Regions from separate parts of the Homo sapiens genome. Here region 1 is linked to region 2. A link is an interaction called in ENCODE POLR2A ChIA-PET data of the cell type or tissue named here. Cell type or tissue: HepG2. All regions are shown on one strand. Links, peaks and the distances in the headings refer to the core of each region. The heading gives the core; the rest is flanking DNA. Region 1 holds the start of LOC105374568 (a long non-coding RNA gene). Region 2 has its middle 57 kb from the start of LINC02580.

The links. Peaks named below come from ENCODE experiments on the same cell type or tissue, not always from the same donor. Only the 100,000 strongest peaks of a DNase experiment are listed, where the experiment ranks them.
Region 1: POLR2A ChIA-PET joins it to region 2 with 10 read pairs; 5 of 35 experiments call an interaction of 5 or more read pairs at or near these places.

What each region holds. Positions count from the first base shown.
Region 1 is chr2:42,919,170-42,927,922 of GRCh38, forward strand. It overlaps LOC105374568 (a long non-coding RNA gene), which reads right to left and starts at 4,001. Exons shown (of 3, transcript XR_940014.3): 1 at 3,477-4,001; 2 at 2,465-2,507; 3 at 1-2,054. RefSeq lists enhancers at 7,210-7,895, 7,896-8,581. In HepG2, for the core only: CTCF peaks have their summits at 2,151 (motif pointing left) and 6,518; DNase peaks (open chromatin) are centred at 5,832, 6,432, 7,622, 8,022 and 2 weaker places; H3K4me3 peaks cover 2,835 bases; H3K27me3 peaks cover 65 bases.
Region 2 is chr2:43,155,528-43,164,280 of GRCh38, forward strand. No RefSeq gene overlaps it. Among named protein-coding and RNA genes, the nearest start is that of LINC02580, 57 kb to the left of the region's middle. RefSeq lists an enhancer at 2,247-2,765 and silencers at 2,980-3,175, 3,023-3,092. In HepG2, for the core only: a CTCF peak has its summit at 6,819; DNase peaks (open chromatin) are centred at 3,104, 3,574, 5,494, 7,604 and 2 weaker places; H3K4me3 peaks cover 2,791 bases.

The sequences.
Region 1 (8,753 bases), core at 450-8,449, 240 kb before region 2:
ACAGCCTGAGCTCTGGCCCTGGCTCCAGGCTCTGGGTTTAAAGAGCTTTAAAAGCTTATTAAAAAGGTTCCTTCGACATCAAATGGCTCTTAAAAATCAATATTTTGATGATTTAAGTGCAAGAGAATCAGAAACATATGGATCAAATTGCCCTAAAATTATACACACTTAAAAAAATGTGTTGGTCTTTAGCAAGATCCAAATATTTGAAAAACAGAGACATTTTCCTCATCTCCTGACAGAGCTCTGCTAGGTCAACTTGAGGAGTCCAGAGAGGTGGTAAGTGGGAGTGGGTTGGGGCTCAGAGGGAGAAGCATGGAAATGCCTCTTGGTGCCTTCCATGTAGACAGGGCTGTGAGGGGCAGCTGTGTGTGTGTGCATGTGCATGTGTGCGCCGGTGTACATGTGTGCACATAGGCATGTAGCAGTGAACATGGGTGCACATTTTCCTCTGGGTCTCCTCATTCTGAGCCCGTGTCCCATAGCCAGTTTCATCCTTTCATGTCTCGGACATATGTATTTGGACTCAATCTAAGTTTTAAAAAGTAAGTTCCTGCCAGGCACAGTGGCTCACGCCTGTAATCCCAGCACTTTGGGAGGCCAAGGTGGGTGGATCACCTGAGGTCAGGAGTTCGAGACCAGCCTGACCAACATGGAGAAACCCCGTCTCTACTAAAAATACAAAATTAGCCAGGTGTGGTGGCACATGCCTGTAATTCCAGCTACTCAGGAGGCTGAGGCAGGAGAATCGCTTGAACCTGGGAGGCGGAGTTTGCGGCAGGAGAATCGCTTGAACCTGGGAGGCGGAGTTTGCAGTGAGCCGAGATCACGGCATTGCACTCCAGCCTCAGCAACAAGAGCAAAACTCCGTCTTAAAAAAAAAAAAAAAGTAAGTTCCTTTGGCTCCTCCTTCTGGGTCTGTCCCCTCTCCCCCAGCAGCAGACATGGCGCTGTCCATTTCTGGAAGGTTCAGGCCAGGAAGGACACAGGTGTCACCTTGCCCAGAGGTGACCAAAGGTTCTTCGGCTGTGGGCTGGTTCTGCAAATGAAACCTTAGGGGTGATGGTCGGTGTATAACGCTAAGACCAGAGCTGCAATGGCTCTGATTCTCCGCCATAGAGTGCCAGGGCTCTGGGAGGAGCATTTGAAAACCACATATCTCATGCCCAATCCTCATTTTACAGTGGCCCAGAGCAGGAAAACCAAAGGTATAAGGTTGGGACCAGAGGAAAAGCTGTCACACACGTAAGTCCAGCTCATCTCAATCCAAACCACCACAGACTCACCCCGCCCACTCCTTCTTCTGTCCTCCCACCCCCTCCTTCCCTCTGCTTGGCATGGGGATGGCAGAGCCCACCGGACCTGGGTTTCAGTCTGGTGGTGCCACATGGTCTTGAAGGTACTCTGGCTGTGAGGGGCCGCTCCCATGTTGTCTTCCATCTCTGGGACAAGATGGTAGGTTGGGAGTGGGGAGCTCTGGCCGTTGGAGCCTCTAAGAAGGAGACAAGACACACCTGGGGGCTGGGCTAAGGACTGAGGGGCTCCAGAGAGAACAGGATTGGGGCCAGCTGGCTCCTGCCTTCAGCCCCTCCAGCCTTTCTGGTTTAGGCCTTTCAAAGGCCCCTCACCCTGCCGGCAGAAGGAGAGTCCCAGGTGAGCTGCGTGCAGGGAGCAGGCGAGACATTCGTGCTGTGAGGGATGATTGTGACTCAGCAGGCTCCTGAGGGTGTTTCTTGGGGACTCCACCTCCCTGGCTAGACCTACTTCTGGGCTGGTACCCGGCCCTCCCCACTGGACCCCTGAGCCTTCACTTCTCTCGTGCTAAAGAACATTCTAGGCCCTGAGAATGGCTGGGGGAGCATAGGCCTTTTTCCCAGGGACCTCCCCAACTCGGCTGCTGGCGCATTAGGCAGGCTGTGTGTTGCGTGTCTCCTCCGGTGGCCAGGGAGCCTTGGTAATTAAGACGATGATTTCCACCTCGATGGGCAGTCTCACTGGCCAGGATTGAGGCTTGGGTCACTCTCCGCATCCCAGGTACACAGGGGCTGTCCAGTCTGAGAAGGGAGATAAGGGGGACAGAATATCAGAAACAGAAATGGGGGCCAGATGAATGGGGCAGGGCATCCCAGAGGGGATGGGGCCATCTGCTGGTATCTGAGGCTGGCTGGGCCAAGCCCGTGGGATAGAGTGGAACACCAGCAGCTGGTCACCAGCAATGTCCCCGCCACCAGCAGAGTCAAGGGCAATCAACCAGCTGCATCTGCTGGTCTTATAGAGAACTCACAGCCCTCTCCCTGGACCTTCTTCAGGGAATTCTGGGGACAGGACAGAGGCTTGGACTGGAGTGTGGAGACCAAGAAAAAGCTGGGAATGCACTGGGGTTTGGAGGCAAAGGGGGGTCCCAAGGGCTTCTGCCCACTCTTGCGTGCCTCAGAAAGAAGGGCTGAGAGCTGATGACAGATACCTGAGGACTGTGGCCACTGTGGCTGGATGAGGTGGTGTGTGTCCTACAAAATGCAAAGAGAGAAATGAGAAGGGAGGTGAAATTCGACCTTCAACACCAAGGAAAGGAAAGGGAGTGGGAAAAGACGCCCAGCTTGGGGTTCCTTGTTCTGGACTTGTCCTACTCCTGCTGCCTCAGCACTCAGCCCCTGGAGGCCCCGCTGTGGAAAGAAACAAGAGACTGGAGATGCTGGCTCCCTGGGTTGGACTGGGCAGTGCCTGGGATAACAGCTTCTGTGGGGGTTGGGAATGCCCCTGTAGCATCTGGTCACTGTGCTGGAGTAGACTGGAGTTCATCCCCAGAAGGAAGAGTCATTCCAAGCATCCAGTCATTGCTCCCAGGACTCCCAGTGGGCCATGGAGCTGACACTGGGCCCAAACTAGGGAGGACCCTTAAGTTCTTAAATGTGTCTCCCGCCTGCAATCCTGCCTCTGCACCCTTGCTCCCCACATCCAAGGCCATCCACCATCCTAATCTACTGCCCTCCTTGACGCAAGTTCCCCTCTTCCCGACAGTCTTTGTTGAATGCTCTCCCACATAGGTGTGGGTTGGGAAGGGGTGAGTGGATCTTGAAGCATGCTAAGGTTTGGCTTAGTAGAAAGGGAAGGGCACTGTCCACTCTGCTCACTCCACTCCATCTCCCAGCCTCTTCCTCTCCCCAGGCAGCATTGAAATCTGGGTTCAAACTACTCCAGAGCACCAGGCCAGCACCTCCCTCTCCAGACCCACATCCCTAACAGCCAGCCAGGTACATGGCCAAGGCCAATACACCAGCCTCTCCCTGGATTCCTGCTGCCACCCTTCACTCAGCCAAGCTGTCCACAATCCTGGTATTCATCCTTAACAACAGCCCGGCCCTTGTCCCCCCCATGCTGGTTCATCACAAGCCTCTCTCACTCCCTCCTAAATATTTCTTACAACTGTCCCCTCATCTCCATCCCCCCGGCCCCAAGTCCAAGCTATCACTGCTCACCTGGGTGACAGCCACATCCTCTGAACTTGTTTTGTGTCTGTGCTTTAGTTTGTGCTTTCTGCACATTTTCAGTCGAATGAACTTTCTAAAATGCTAAGCTGCTCATGTCTTTCCTCTCTTTAAAGCCCTGGCAGGCTCCCTACTGCTGACCCTATGAAGCCCTGGCTTCTTGGGCCAGTGGACTTTGCTCCCTGTGACCTGGGCCCATCCCTTCTCCAGCCCCTTCTCTGGCCTCTCCCCATGCTCAAACTTTCTATCCAGGCCTAGTGAACTGCTGGCATGTCCCAGACCTACTAGGCTCTCCCTTACTCCTTTGCACATGCTGTTCTCTGTGCCTGGCAGGCTTGTTCTGGTCACCCGCTCTCAGACCACCTCTGATCTCTTAGTGAAGTCATTCCTGACATTCCAGTTCCCAGATCATCTCATCCTGTGCTGGGTCTGAGCACGCATCGCCAGCATTGCTTCTTTGACTCTCTCCTAAAAAGTCTAGACAGACTCTGAGGCAGGCACTGCATCTAAGAACCAAGCTCAGCACCTGGAAAATGTCCACAGAATGGAGTGAGTGAATACGTCTAAATGGCATGCATCAGCTGACCCTCTTTTAAGGTCCCATTGGGTATAAGCCTCTGGCACACCCTGTCTACTGGGCATCTGGTCCTTGCATAATCCACATGCAGCCCAACTGTGGAATCTGATTATTTTTTAAGTTTAGGCTGTTTGGGGTACAGCCCAGGGCTGGAATGAAGAAAGGCTCTGAGCATCCCCTTTCCTCTGTCTTGGAGGGATTTTGATGGACAAGGGCAGCCACACATCTGAGTGGGGGCCAAGGCTTCAAGGATTCCAGGCCTGGCTCCGCCTACCCCAGCTACAGAGCCATTCAGTTCTTAATCAAGTCCACAAATATTTATTGAGTGCCTACTGTGTGCTCCCGCCTGTAATCCCAGCAGTTTAGGAGGCCGAGGTGGGAGGATTGCTTGAGCCCAGGAGTTCAAGACCAGCCTGGGCAACAAAGAAAGACCCCATCTCTACAAATAACAACAACAACAAATTAGCTGGGTATGGTGGCACATACATGTACTTCCAGCTACTCATGAGGCTGAGGTGGGAGGATCACCTGAGCCCATGAGGCGAAGGATGTGGTGAGCCATGATCATGTCACTGCACTCCAGCCTGGGTGACAGAGCGAGACCTCATCCCCCTCCCCCCAGAATCCTCATGCGCTGGAGGAGAAACAACAGGGAGGCTAGAATGGGCCGACTACATTTGTTGCCACAGAGCTTCTTGGAGGATCAGTATTTAAGCTGAGACCTGAAAGATGGGAATGAGTCAGCCATTCAGGGATCTGAGGAGAGGGAGAGAGCTCTAAGCAGGAGGCAGCCTGTACAATGGGTTGAGTGATTTTTATCTCTTTCTGAACCTCAGTTTCCCCATTTGTGGTGGGGACCATAATGCTTCCCTTGCCTCCCCACAGGGCCTTGGCAGGGTTCAGAGGAGCCCATGCTAACAAATAGGACATAGCTGTTCAGACTCAGAGGCCATGAGATTCTGTTCCTGTGTTTATGGCAAGATGGCTGCCCCTTCCTGTTCTCCACAGGGAGGCACCACCATATATGTCCTGGTTAAAAAGTAAATCAGGAGCACATGTTGTCAAAGCTTCCTGAGGCTGTGTCATGAGTAAAAAAGAAAAAAAAAAAAAAAAAAAGGTAAAGCAGCCTGGGAGGGTCTCCCTTTGAGGCTTATCAGCCTCCCACTCCTCTGTATGAATATGATAATCAGACTCTATCAGACCAGATTTTTGAGGAAAGACAGAGTGTTGGGATCTGAGACAGATGGATAGAAAACACCACCCAGGGGAAATGGGGGCACCGGGTTTTCCCAGCAGTGAGCCCTTCAAGGGGAACCCCAGGCCTGGTACAATGCCTGGCACAATGCCTGGCACAGAGTGGGGGGTTCCATGCAGCATTGATGACAGGATGAGCCAACGTTCCCACAGCCTCACCAGCAGAAGGGAGACTTCCAGGCAACAAGGGTTCCGAGATCCCAACTCCCTTCCCCTCTCCCCGTCTTTCTTCAATTCTTCTGTCGTCTGCCCCCGCTTTTCTTGCAGGCTTTGGGGGGTATTCATGCTCTCCGTTTCCCAGTGGACAAGTGGCGGGGCCAGGGGGGCTGTGTGTGCGTGTGTGTAGGCACGCGGGCTGTGAGGGGGCTGGGGACAAAGGCCCCGGAGTGAGATTCAGGGCACAGCTGAACTGCCCTGAACTCTCCTTTTTGTTTTCAAGGAAATGCATAATCCAAGAACCACCCACGGCCCTGGCGGCTCTGCTAAGCAGGGCTGGAATGTGCTGCCTTTCCCGTTAGTAATTGTTTTTTCTAGTTAGCCTGTAACCCTTCGCCTGCCATTCCCCTGCTGCAGGGGTGAGGCCCGCAGGGATGGACACCTCGGCTGCCCTCCTGAGATATCCCCGCACTCTCCACCCCACTCCCACAGGGTTCAGGACCTGGTCCTGGCAGCACCCTCCGGACCATCTGCCTTCGTGGCGACTCTTTCCTCACTGAGAGGGGCCAGGGCTGCTGGAGACTGCAGAGTCCTGCATGGGGCCTGCAAATCCTTGTTATGGAGTCTCCGTGTCTGGTTGTAGCCAGGGCTGTGACTGTGAATGGGTGTCAGTGCAAGCTGGTGGAGGAATGTGAGTTTGTGTGGGTGGCTGTGACCTGGGATACTGAGGACTCAGAGAGAGAGAGAGAGAGAGAGAGAGAGAGAGAGAGAGTGTGTGTGGACCCTGTGAACATGGGTACACATCTGTGAAAGCCAGCAAGCATGGTTGTGAATCCAGTTTGTGTGCAAGCAGGTGGTGTGAGTGTGCGTGTGCCTGTCCCGGGAAGGAAAAGCCATGTGCACCTGAGCTGACTCAGCACTTCTCTTTCCTGCCCACCCAGTTGAGCGCCTGAGCCTTTGCTCCAGGGAGGAGGCAATGCCCTCTGCCCCCGTGTTTGTGTTGTTGGCTGCCTCACCCTCACCAGCAGGAGGGGAGCAAATGTGGCGCCCTGGGCCCGGTCCCAGTTAGCTGAGCTGCGTATCTTTAATCCCTAGGGATTAAAAAGGTCACAGGCTCATGCTATTTCCCGACCCCTCCCTGCCAGGTCCTGTCTGGAGCTCTCTGAAGTGGCTATAGCTAAGGCCAGGCCTCTGCTCAGATGGAGGTGGCCTCTGTGGAGTAAGAAGGGGTACTGGGGTGTCGCTTGCTGTACCCTGAATCCCACCTTCTTGCAGCACTGACTGTTGCTGCTTCATCCTTGGTGAGGCCTGACCTGTGGCCTTTAATTCTTAGTGTGAGCTCTACCACCCTGAGCGGTGAGGGGTGCTGGGCTGGCCTCAGCACCTGCATCTCTCAGGGAGGTCTGCCCCTCCAGAAGTCGGGGCTCAGGATCACAGAGGGGCTGGGAAGTCAGGAGGTGGAGACAAAGCCCAAAGTCTCCCGTTGCAGGCTTTGGGGCAGAGGCCAGCCTGTGCCCTGAGCAGCTAGCAGTGCAGCAGTGCCAAGGCCCGGTCCAGTGTGGCTGCTGAACATTTGGTTCAAATCAAAGGCCTTTTCCAGCCAAGAGAGGAATGCTGCCGAGTAGGATTTGGGAACGGGCCCGGCAGGGCAAACACTGCCTTAATTGAGGCCCTTCTAGACTTTTAATTACAAGCAATGTTTTCCCAAGCTTCCTAAATTGACCATGGAGACCTGCTGGTGTTAGTGCCCATGGCAGGGACGAAAAAAAAATCGTCGTTAAAGCTTTTTCAGCAGGTTTATTTTAGCAAATGTTTTGAGGTGGAAAGGCTCACACAAAGTGGAGGCCGGAGTCATTTTTCTCAGAGGGCCAGGCACAGACACGGAGAGATCCACACCCACAGGTGTGATCAGACACACAGGTGGAACACACGCACACAGACGGGCACCTGTTGAGAGAGGCACGTGTACAGGCGGAGGACGTGACCGTGGCGTGGCTGCAGAGGCTGTAAACACCAGGCTGGAAATCCAGCTCAAGCACCTGGAGCGCTTTAGAAAGGCAAACACTGTTGGCTGCCCCTCCCGCCCGCTCCCACCTTCACCTCCTCCCACCCCTCCAGGCTGGCTGGGCCTGGGCCTGCTTCGGAGCCCCTGTGCCCTTCACCAGGCCTGTTTACAAGGCCCAGGACAGCCGCCAAAACCCCAGCTGTGTCCCTGTCCTTGTCTGTCTCCAGCGGACATGACTGACTTGGAAGGAAGGCGTGCCCTTGTCTGTGGAAGAGGACCCGTATTCAGCACCCAGTGGAATCCTCGGGGCACCTTCTGAGGGAAACGTCTATGGCTGTTCAGGGAGCAGCTGGTCCAGGTTACAGATGCAGAAAACAGAGGTGTCCCTGAAAAACAGACGCCCTGGGAGGAAGCTCCCAAAGCACCAGCCCTGCTTGTGCACAAGAATTGCCCGGACTCCAGGACTCCCTCAGAGCCAATCTGGATCCCCAGGCGGGGACCTGTGCCCCGGTTTTCTAGCACTGCTCACCATTGCAGCGTCAGCACTGAAAGCCTGAGCTCAGAACCTGTTTGTTTAATAGTGACTGTTCACTGCTGGGCTCTGGGAGCCCTGACAGCTGGAAAGACAGAGCAGGTGCCCCAACACGGGTGATTTTGGAAGCCCCAGAGGGTCCCTGTCTACTCGCTTTTCCTCTTTCCCTGATGTTTGTGGCCCATGTCTGTGGGCCTGGACACTCAAGCAGCCTCCAGAATCCCTCCCAGTGTTCAACAATGAGCCCAGAAATGGTGCATAGTAGAAATGGGAACAAGTAGGGTGCCTGGAGAGGTAGGGAGGCCAGAGACAATGATGCCTGCGTCACCGTTTTGCCAAGGGTCCCCTTGACTGTGGGCACTGCCCAGACACAGGGAGGCCAGAGGCCAGGAGCAGAGGGAGGCCATTCCCTAGGCCCAGCCCTGCCAGCCAGGGTGAGCCTTGATGGCCGTTACAGGCCGTTGCTATCGTCCCTTATCTGGGGCTCCTGGCTCTTACACCATGTCCCCAACCGCCCCTGGAGTGTGTGTGTGTTGAGGGGGGGCCTGCTGTTCCCTCCCTAAACAGACCGTTACTTGGTTTCCGTTGTTTGGGGAGGGGGTGGGGAGCTGTCTGCTTAATTAATCATTTTAGGCCATCCTGGGAAACTCATTAAGCCACCTCTCAGGGCTGGGAGCAGGAACACAGCCCTCAAAGTTGGAACTTTTTGGTTTGCCATATCCGGGTCTAGTTTTCCTTCCACTC
Region 2 (8,753 bases), core at 400-8,399:
GCCTTGGTGCACACAATGCCTGCAGCCAGGAATCCCTTTCTCATCACAATAAGCCCATCCTTCAAGACAGAGACGTCTGTGTACCTCCACTTTAATGGTGTGACATGCAATAGGGCCTCCAAAAATGTTTGTTGACTGCCTGACTGACTGACTTGCTGGATGAAATCATTAGAAGTGTAAGTTAGCTCAGAATTAGTGCCAGACAGACTGGCCTGGACTTGCTGCTATCAGTTCTAGTCAGAGCAGGAGAGCGCCCATGGATTGGAGGATTTTGAGCCCCCATAAGCACACACATGTGACTACAGCCCCCCTGGAGTGAGTCCTGCACCCTCGTACCCTCCACATGCCATGGAAAACATGCGCCACTGCCCCGTGCCAGGCCTGGACACACAGCGAGGGCTGCGGGAGGGTCTCAGCCACGGTCAGGGGCTCCCAAGCTCCTCTTCCCTCTACCCACTGACACCTAAGGAAGCCCCAGGCACTTTTCTAGAGCGTTCTTTGGGGCTGGGGAGTGTCAGGGCAGGCCCTCTGCCAACTCAGCAGGCCGGGGACTTTGGATGTGCTGACACTGGCTGCCCTGACACACCCTATGTGGGCCCAGTTGGCCAGAGCTCTGGCCGGCCTGGGCCTGGGCCTGGCAATAATCGATTGACTGACATGGAATTCCATTCCTTCAGCAAGGACCAACCACACCTGCATAGAGTTGACGTAAGGCCCGTTTCTAAACACTTCATTTATATTTGCTCATTTCATTCTTGTAATGACCCTGTGAGGTAGATACAGTTCTGATGCCCATTTCACAGTTGTGGAAACTGAGACACAGAGACAGATAAACTGACTTCACACCATCAAAGCAGTTAGGAGTGGGCAGTCACGGTCCACACCCAGGCTATGGGGTCTGGAGTCTGCACTTTCCTTTTTTTTTTTTTTTAAGATGGAGTCTCACTCTGTCACCCAGGCTGGAGCGCAATGGCGTGATCTTGGCTAACTGCAACCTCCGCCTCCCGTGTTCAAGTGATTCTCCCACCTCAGCCTCCCAAGTAGCTGGGATTACAGGCATCCGCCATCATGCCTGGCTAATGTTTGTATTTTTGTAGAGATGGAGTTTCACCATGTTGGCCAGGCTGGTCTTGAACTCCTGACCTCAGGTGATCCACCCGCCTCAGCTTTCCAAAGTGCTGGGATTACAGGCGTGAGCCATGGCGCCCAGCCTGGAGTCTACATTTTTTTTTTTTTTTGAGACAGAGTCTCGCTCTGTTGCCCAGGCTGGAGTGCAGTGTCGCGATCTCCGCTCACTGCAACCCCGCCTCCTGGGTTCAAGCGATTCTTCTGCCTCAGCCTCCCGAGTAGCTGGGATTACAGGCACATGCCACCACGCCCAGTTAGTAGAGACGGTATTTCAACATATTGGCCAGGCTGGTCTCAAACTCCTGACCTTGTGATCCGCCCACCTCGGCCTCCCAAAGGGCTGGGATTACAGGCTTGAGCCACCACACCCGGCCTGAGTCTGCACTTTCAACCACTACACTCTACCATGTCTCTTCTTTAACATTTTTTACAAACAACAACAAAAAAAGTGAGGCTGGGCATGGTGGTTCTTGTCTATAATCCCAGCACTGTGGGAGGCCAAGGTGGGAGCATCACTTGAGGCCAGAAGTTTGAGACCAGCCTGGGCAACATGGTGAGATTCCCATCTCTACAGAAAATTCATGCCTGTGGTCCCAGCTGAGGTGGGAGAATCACTTGAGCCCAGGAGGTTGAGGCTGCAGTGAGCTGTGTTCGCACCACTGCACTCCAGCTGGGTGACAGAGTGAGACCCTGTCTCAAAAAAGAAAAAGAAAAAGTAATATTACTTGCACCAGGCAGCCTTTGGCATTAGGGGCATGGACATGTGACATTCCAGGTCCCTTCCAGCCCTGTGTCTCACTCGCGCGCACACTCCTACCTGCCTCATCCTGATGTTGCCCATTGCATCCCTGTGACCTCCCGGTTCCTCCACAGCCAGGCATTGGCTCGTGGGAACTCGGTGCTCTCGGGTTTGGGTCCCAGTAGATTCTGGAACATCCCACCCCACGCCTGTCCTTCCCTGCCACCCCTGCTCCGCCCCAGGCCAGCATTCCTGGAAAGTTCAAAGGCACTTGGTTCAGGGGAGATGTTTCCACACAGCTTCTGTAGCTGGAACTGGGCTAGGCAGAGAGGGGGCCCACCCACAGCCCCACAGGGACTGCATCTTGAGACCAGAAAACTTGGAGTGGCCCTGGGGGAGCAGTGCTGTTCCCATTCTCTGTGGCAGGGGCCTTGGCAGGTGCAAGACCCAGAGTGTCCCCCCACAACCTGAGGGGGCTGCTTCTGGACACAGAGAGCTCAGGCCTCAAATGCATCTTTTCACTAGCCTTCCTGGGTCCTGCCCATTCCTAGAGACGGAGTTCACTATGCTCCTAGCCATGTGCTGGGTGCGGGGCGAGCCCCAGATGGCTCATCGCCACGAGGTGCAGGCACAGCCTCTCCATGAGCCATCAGGAACTCGGGGTTGCATCAAATCCCCAAAGACTTTACTGGGCCCACGCTAGGCATCAGCCTGGGATTCTCCTCCCAGGTCTCCACCAGCTGCTGAGCACAGCGGAGGTGGGGAGGCAAGAGCATGTCCTATCCTGCCTCCTGGCCCCCAGCCCCAGTAACACAGAACTAGGGTGCCTATTGTTTCAATGGCAGAAATCCCCCTCCCCTCCGACCCCTGCCCCCTGCAGCACTGCTCCCCATCACTGGGCTAAACGAATGACCCGCCACTCAGCAGGTGACGACTTACTCCTCCTTGGCCGGCCCTTCAGCTCCTCCTCCTCACCCATCCTGACTCAGAGGCCTGTCAGCTGCCACTGCCCCCGAGGCCTGGCAGATTTGGGTGGGAAGGAGCTATCTGGGTGCCAGGACCTGAGGGGCTGGCCATGCCCTCACTCCTTACTGACCTGACCTTTAGCAGGGCCTCTGAGCATTCTCTGATCTAGAAATGCCACATGTACACGCATGTGTGTGCACACACACACAAACACCCACACACTCACACCCAGCCGCTCTATGACCTGATGAAACAGTCTGGGTGCAGGGCTGAGGCAGGCCAGGGAGGAGAGTTAGACTGAGCAAAAGCAGGATGTGTGTGGAGCAGCCTCCTGGCCTCTCTCCCGCAGAGGCACTTCCTGGTACTGGAGGGCAAAGCGGCCCGGGGTTGGGAAAGAGACCGGTGCTGCTTGCTCCCTCTCCAGAACAGGCATTAATTCTGGCTGCCCCTTGGTATTGGCCTCCAACTTTATAGTTCTCTCCCTTTCTTTCTCTCTCTCTCTCCTACACACACCCCTCTAGACTCCTCCCCTGCACCTCCTCAAAATTTCTCACCCACCCTCACCCCACAGAAGGAGCATCAAAGCCCCACATAGCCTCTGGCCTCTCTCAACACCTAGGAGTTGAGATCAGGCCCTTGTGGCCCAGTCTTGGGGACTTCCCCCTACCAGGGTTGGCCCTCTTGGGTCCACGCCTCTTTGGCTAGACTTCTGATCGCTCTGGCGGCCACTCCGCAGTTTCACCACGCCTGCTCCTGCCTGCAACACACAGAAGTTGGCAGTGACTCTGCACTGCTCCCAGCACCCCGGATGGCTCAGGGCTGTGGCATTTTGTTTTCTTTCGTTTTTCGCCTTCATGTCTGTGCTGTTCACTGTGCCTGAAATCCCCTCCCCGCTAACCCTCCTGCCCATAGCGTCAGTGGCCCACATGTCAGCACCCAGCACTTACCACTAGCGAGGCTGTGTCCTATCCTCCTGACCATGCCAATGAAAAAAGTCCCATTAATTATACCCACTGTTGGCCGGGTGCGATGGCTCTCACCTGTAATCCCAGCACTTTGGGAGGCCGAGGCAGAAGGATCACTTGAGCTCAGGAGTTCAAGACCAGCCTGGGCAACATGGCAAGCCCCATCTCTACAAACAATGCAAAAATTAGCCGGGTGTGGTGGCGTGCACCTGTAGTCCCAGTCCCAGCTACTTGGGAGGCTGAGGTGGGAGGATCACTGGAGCCCTGGAGGTGGAGGTTGCTGTGAGCTGAGATCACGCCACTGCACTCCAGCCTGGGCAACTGAGGGACCTTGTCTCAAAAAAAAAAAAAAAAAAAAGATACCATTGTTCAGAGGAGGAAGCTGAGCTGACAGAGGTCAAGGAAGATGCATTTCTACCCAGCTTTCAAGATTCACTTTGGACATCACCTTCCTCAGACTCTGCCTTCTCCTCTTCACCGCCCCACTACGCCCCAGGCAGGAGAAACTGCTCCCAGCCTAGAGCCACTGCCCGTTGTAGTGACTTCTGTTTGAGGCTGAGACCTCAGCCCCCAGGTCCTGATTTGTGCCCTCCTCCCTCAGTTTTGGGGCCTGTGAGAGTGGGTGGCTGGGCCTGGGGCTGAGTCACTGCCTAGCCTTGCCTGCCCAGCCCCGAACCAGGCAAGCCTCGGTGCAGGTGACCCTGCTGCCCAGAGAAGTGGGCGGCAGGAAGAATGGTCAGGCCCTCCTCCTTTTTCTCCTCCCTCCTACTCACCCACCTCCTGGCCACTTTCCTCCCTTTTTTTTCTTTTTTTGAGATGGAGTCTCACTCTGTCGCCCACACTGCAGTGCAGTGGCACAATCTTGGCTCACTGCAACCTCTGCCTCCCAGGTTCAAGTGATTCTCCTGCCTCAGCCTCCCGAGTAGCTGGGACTACAGGCATGTGCCACCATGCCCAGCTAAATTTTTGTATTTTTAGTACAGACGGGGTTACACCGTGTTAGCCAGGATGGTCTCGATCTCCTGACCTCGTGATCCACCCGCCTCAGCCTCCCAAAGTGCTGGGGTTACATGGTTAAGCCACCGCTCCCGGCCCCTCCCTGTCTTTTCACACCCACTTCTCTCTCTGCCCAACCCTGTCTACACCCTTCCTGCCAGTTCCCAGGAAAAGTGACTTGGACTTTGCTGATGGGAAGCAGAATCTGGGCTAAAACTAGGACAGGAGCAGGGCTGGTTCCTCCAGCAACTCCCCCAGCTCGAAGGAGGCCCAGCCTGAACCACATCGCCAGGAGCCCTGGCTCAGCACTGGGGGTTACCTATGGGCGGCCACTTCAACTTGTGTGTGTGTGTGTGTGTGTGTGTGTGTGTGTGTGTGTGGTGGGCAGGGCGGGGGAGATGTATATTGATGAGGGAGGGGAAATGGACCATTGGGCCCCAGCTTCAACGCCACATTTATTTACTGGGCACTGAGTTAAAAATAGACCTGAGTGCCCCTAGTGCAGGCTGCAGATAGGGAGAGGGATTCCAGGACCCCTGGGAACTAGCTATGTCTCAGGGCCTCCACATGACCTCCCTCTCCCTGAGGGGTGGATCTGTGATTCTGCCGAGTGTCACACACACCCCTGTGTTACTGGGTGGCACCAGGGCAATGTTTTGTGCACTTCACAGATTACAGTGTTGTGTCGCAGAAGAGCATGGACTTTAAACCTAGACGGGATCCCAGCAAGGGATGACTGCACACCTGCCCCACTTCTGGCCTCCATTTTACAGAGAGGGAGACTGCGGCTTAGGGACAAATGACCAGCTCAAGGGCATGCAGAACCAGGCTGGACTCGGGTTCCTTGGCTCCCAATTCTGGACTTTTTTTTTTGAGACGGAGTCTCGCTCTGTCGCCCAGGCTGGAGTGCAGTAGCGTGACCTCGGCTCACTGTAACCTCCGCCTCCCGGGTTCAAGCGATTCTGCTGCCTCAGCCTCCCGATTAGCTGGGACTACAGGTGCCCGCCACCACGCCTGGCTAATTTTTGTATTTTTAGTAGACACCTGGTTTCACCGTGTTGGTCAGGCTGGTCTCGAACTCCTGACCTCATGTGATCCGCCTGCCTCCGCCTCCCAAAGTGCTGGGATTACAGGCATGAGCCACCACACCTGGCCCCAAGTCAGGACTCTTTCCACTGTGTTATATGGCACCCATCACATTGGATTCTGTTTTATTCCATCTTGTTTCATGTTATGTTATATAATGCAGGCAGAGGGGTGGGAGGTAGCGGTTGGAGGTGGAAAAGTGGCCAGAAGGTGACAAAAAAGCAATAGGCTAAGGTCCAGGCAATGAGCCCACATCTTCCCCCACCTGAGATTTCTCCTCCATCAGGTGTAGGGGGCGTGGCTCACCCCGGCACCCAGTGCCCTAATTAGCTCCTGTTGACAGTTTCTGGTTTATGTGTTATCACCTTGAGCCTGCTTATCTTTATCAGAGCCAAAGGTTGATTGGGGCATTCTGGCCAAAGCTCAAAGCAACTCCACTCCAATTTCACAGGGCATTTATGACTACTGTGAATAATAACCCTCTTTCCTCAAGATAGCAGCCTGATCCATTCAGGACCTTCCCTGCAGAGTCCTTGGTGTGATCCTTACCATCCTCACCAGGAAGACAGCACAGAGTCCTTCTCCCATTGGCTGGGGAGAAAAGCGATGCACAGCCCCAGGGTGAGCTGGCCGGGGACCCAGGTCTCCTGAGCCCTGTCCTCAGCACCCAGCAGCAATGCCCCGGCTCTGGAACCTGACAAAGTGAGACCTCCCTACCAGGGCCATGGCCCCCGCTTCTCCAGCCTCGCTCGCCGGGACAAAGGTTACGGGCCTTATCAACCAAGGAGGTAGAATATTAATCTGGCCATCTATGCCCCAGCCCTGACCCGCATAGCAAAGCCGCCATCATCCAGGTGGTGGGAGTATCTGTGCATCGGGACAGAATGAGGTGGGGCTATGTAAGGGGCCCCCATGAGGGCAGGGCCCTGCACATGGCCTTTGTGGCCGCTGGAGGGGCTCACCCTAGGTCTTTTCCCACATCAGCCTTGGAGCCACGACCTCAGGTTCTCACCAGCTCCCCTCTGAGCCCCAGGAGAGATATCTTGTCTGAGAAGTGACCCAAACCCTTCCTGACCCCTGATATTCCTACTTGGACCCCCTTGGGGGCAGTGGCCAGAGGGTTTGTCACTGTCAGAGCAGACCTGGGTCCTACTCCCAGCTCTGCCATCATCTCCATCCTTGGTACCCGGGGCAAGCCACAGCACGCACAGACCTCAGCTGCATCACCGGTAAAATGGGAGTAGACTTTGATCTGTCCCAGAATACCCTCCTTCCCTGGAGATGTGGTACCTGAGTCTGGGTGGCGACCCCTCCCCATCTGCATAGATACACCTGGAACAGGATCCAGGCCCCTGGATGTCACTCTTTTGTGTTTTACACTTCACTGGCCTCACTTATGGCCACCTAAACCCCTTAGCTCCTGGGCCAAGTCTTCAGGGACTCCAAGGGAGATGGAGATGCCTTGCAAGGATGTCTTTGGAGACCTCAATTGGGACAGGTCCCTGCCTGGCAGTTGTGTGTGTGTGTGTGTGTGTGTGTGTGTGTGTGTGTGTGTACACCCACCCTCCCGAGGCATTGTCTAGAGGGGGCATTGTCCAGAGGGCTGGGCGGTTGCCTTTATGGCCAGGCATAAAAGGTAATCATTGACCACATCAATGCCGCCCTGCGCGTCAGTGCCCGCCCAGGCTCGACCCTGCCAGGCCCTGGATTACTTTACAGTCACATAAAAGGAGCCTCCAGACTGGCCCCTGGGGACTTTGGCCCTCAAGGGGCAGTGGGAGGGGAGCCGTTCCCTGGAGACAGCCTTTTCTTCTAATATTTACTTGGCCAGAGAAGAGCCCCCGCCTTTTATCAAACACCACTGGGATGTCTCAGCTCAGCCTGCCTAAGTCACAAGAGTCCCCGTCACCTGGTGCAGCTCCTCTTCCCCTCCCTTCTCTGCCTCTCCTGTCAGGACCCACCAGCAGCTTGGACGCACCCAACAAGGCTCTGCCCAGGCTGGAACTCAGACACATCTGGGAGGCACAGATGTGTCTGAGTTTTATCCAAGCTTTATCTCACCAAGGCCCCATAACCTCATGAGGTAGGCACCAAGATAATTCCCGTTTTATAGGCAGGAAAACTTGAGCTCAGAGAGGCTGAGTGACTTGCCCAAGTCACACAGCCAGTAAACAACCAACTTCAACAACTCTGCACAGCAGTGGTTTCCAGACTTGTTTGATTATGTTCTGCTATCAGGAAGAAACAACTCTTGGCACACACCTTCAGGATAATTATGCTTCCACAAATCATATACATGTGTGACTGAAATCTGTGTATTAAATGTTAGCAAATATCTGCACTCCTATTCTCATCCCATCATTCAAACCAGATCATTCAAACAGAACACACTCCCCAAGTCTCCATTCCAGCCAGGCCATCTCAGCAAAGAGACAAGGGGGGAACTGGGCCGAGCTTAGAAGGAAAAGCAGGCCTCAGGCAGAAGGATATATTTGGGAAAGGGCATTCCAAACACAAGGAACAACTTGAGCAAAACTGAAAACGCAGGAAATGGGCTGGGCTGGACACGGTGGCTCACGCCTGTAATCCCAGCACTTTAGGAGGCCTAGGCAGGAGGATCACTTGAGCCCAGGAGTTTGAGACCAGCCTGGGCAATATAGTGAGACCCCATCACTACAAAAAAGTAAAAAAAAAAAAAATTAGCCAAGTGTGGTGGCGTATGCCTGTAGTCCCAGCTACTTGGGAGGCTGAGGTGGGAGGATGACTCGAGCCCAGGAGGTTGAGGCTGTAGTGAGCAGTAATCACTCCACTGTACTCCAGCCTGGGCAAAAGAGAGAGATCCTCTCTTGGGGAAAAAAAATTTTGATGCAAAC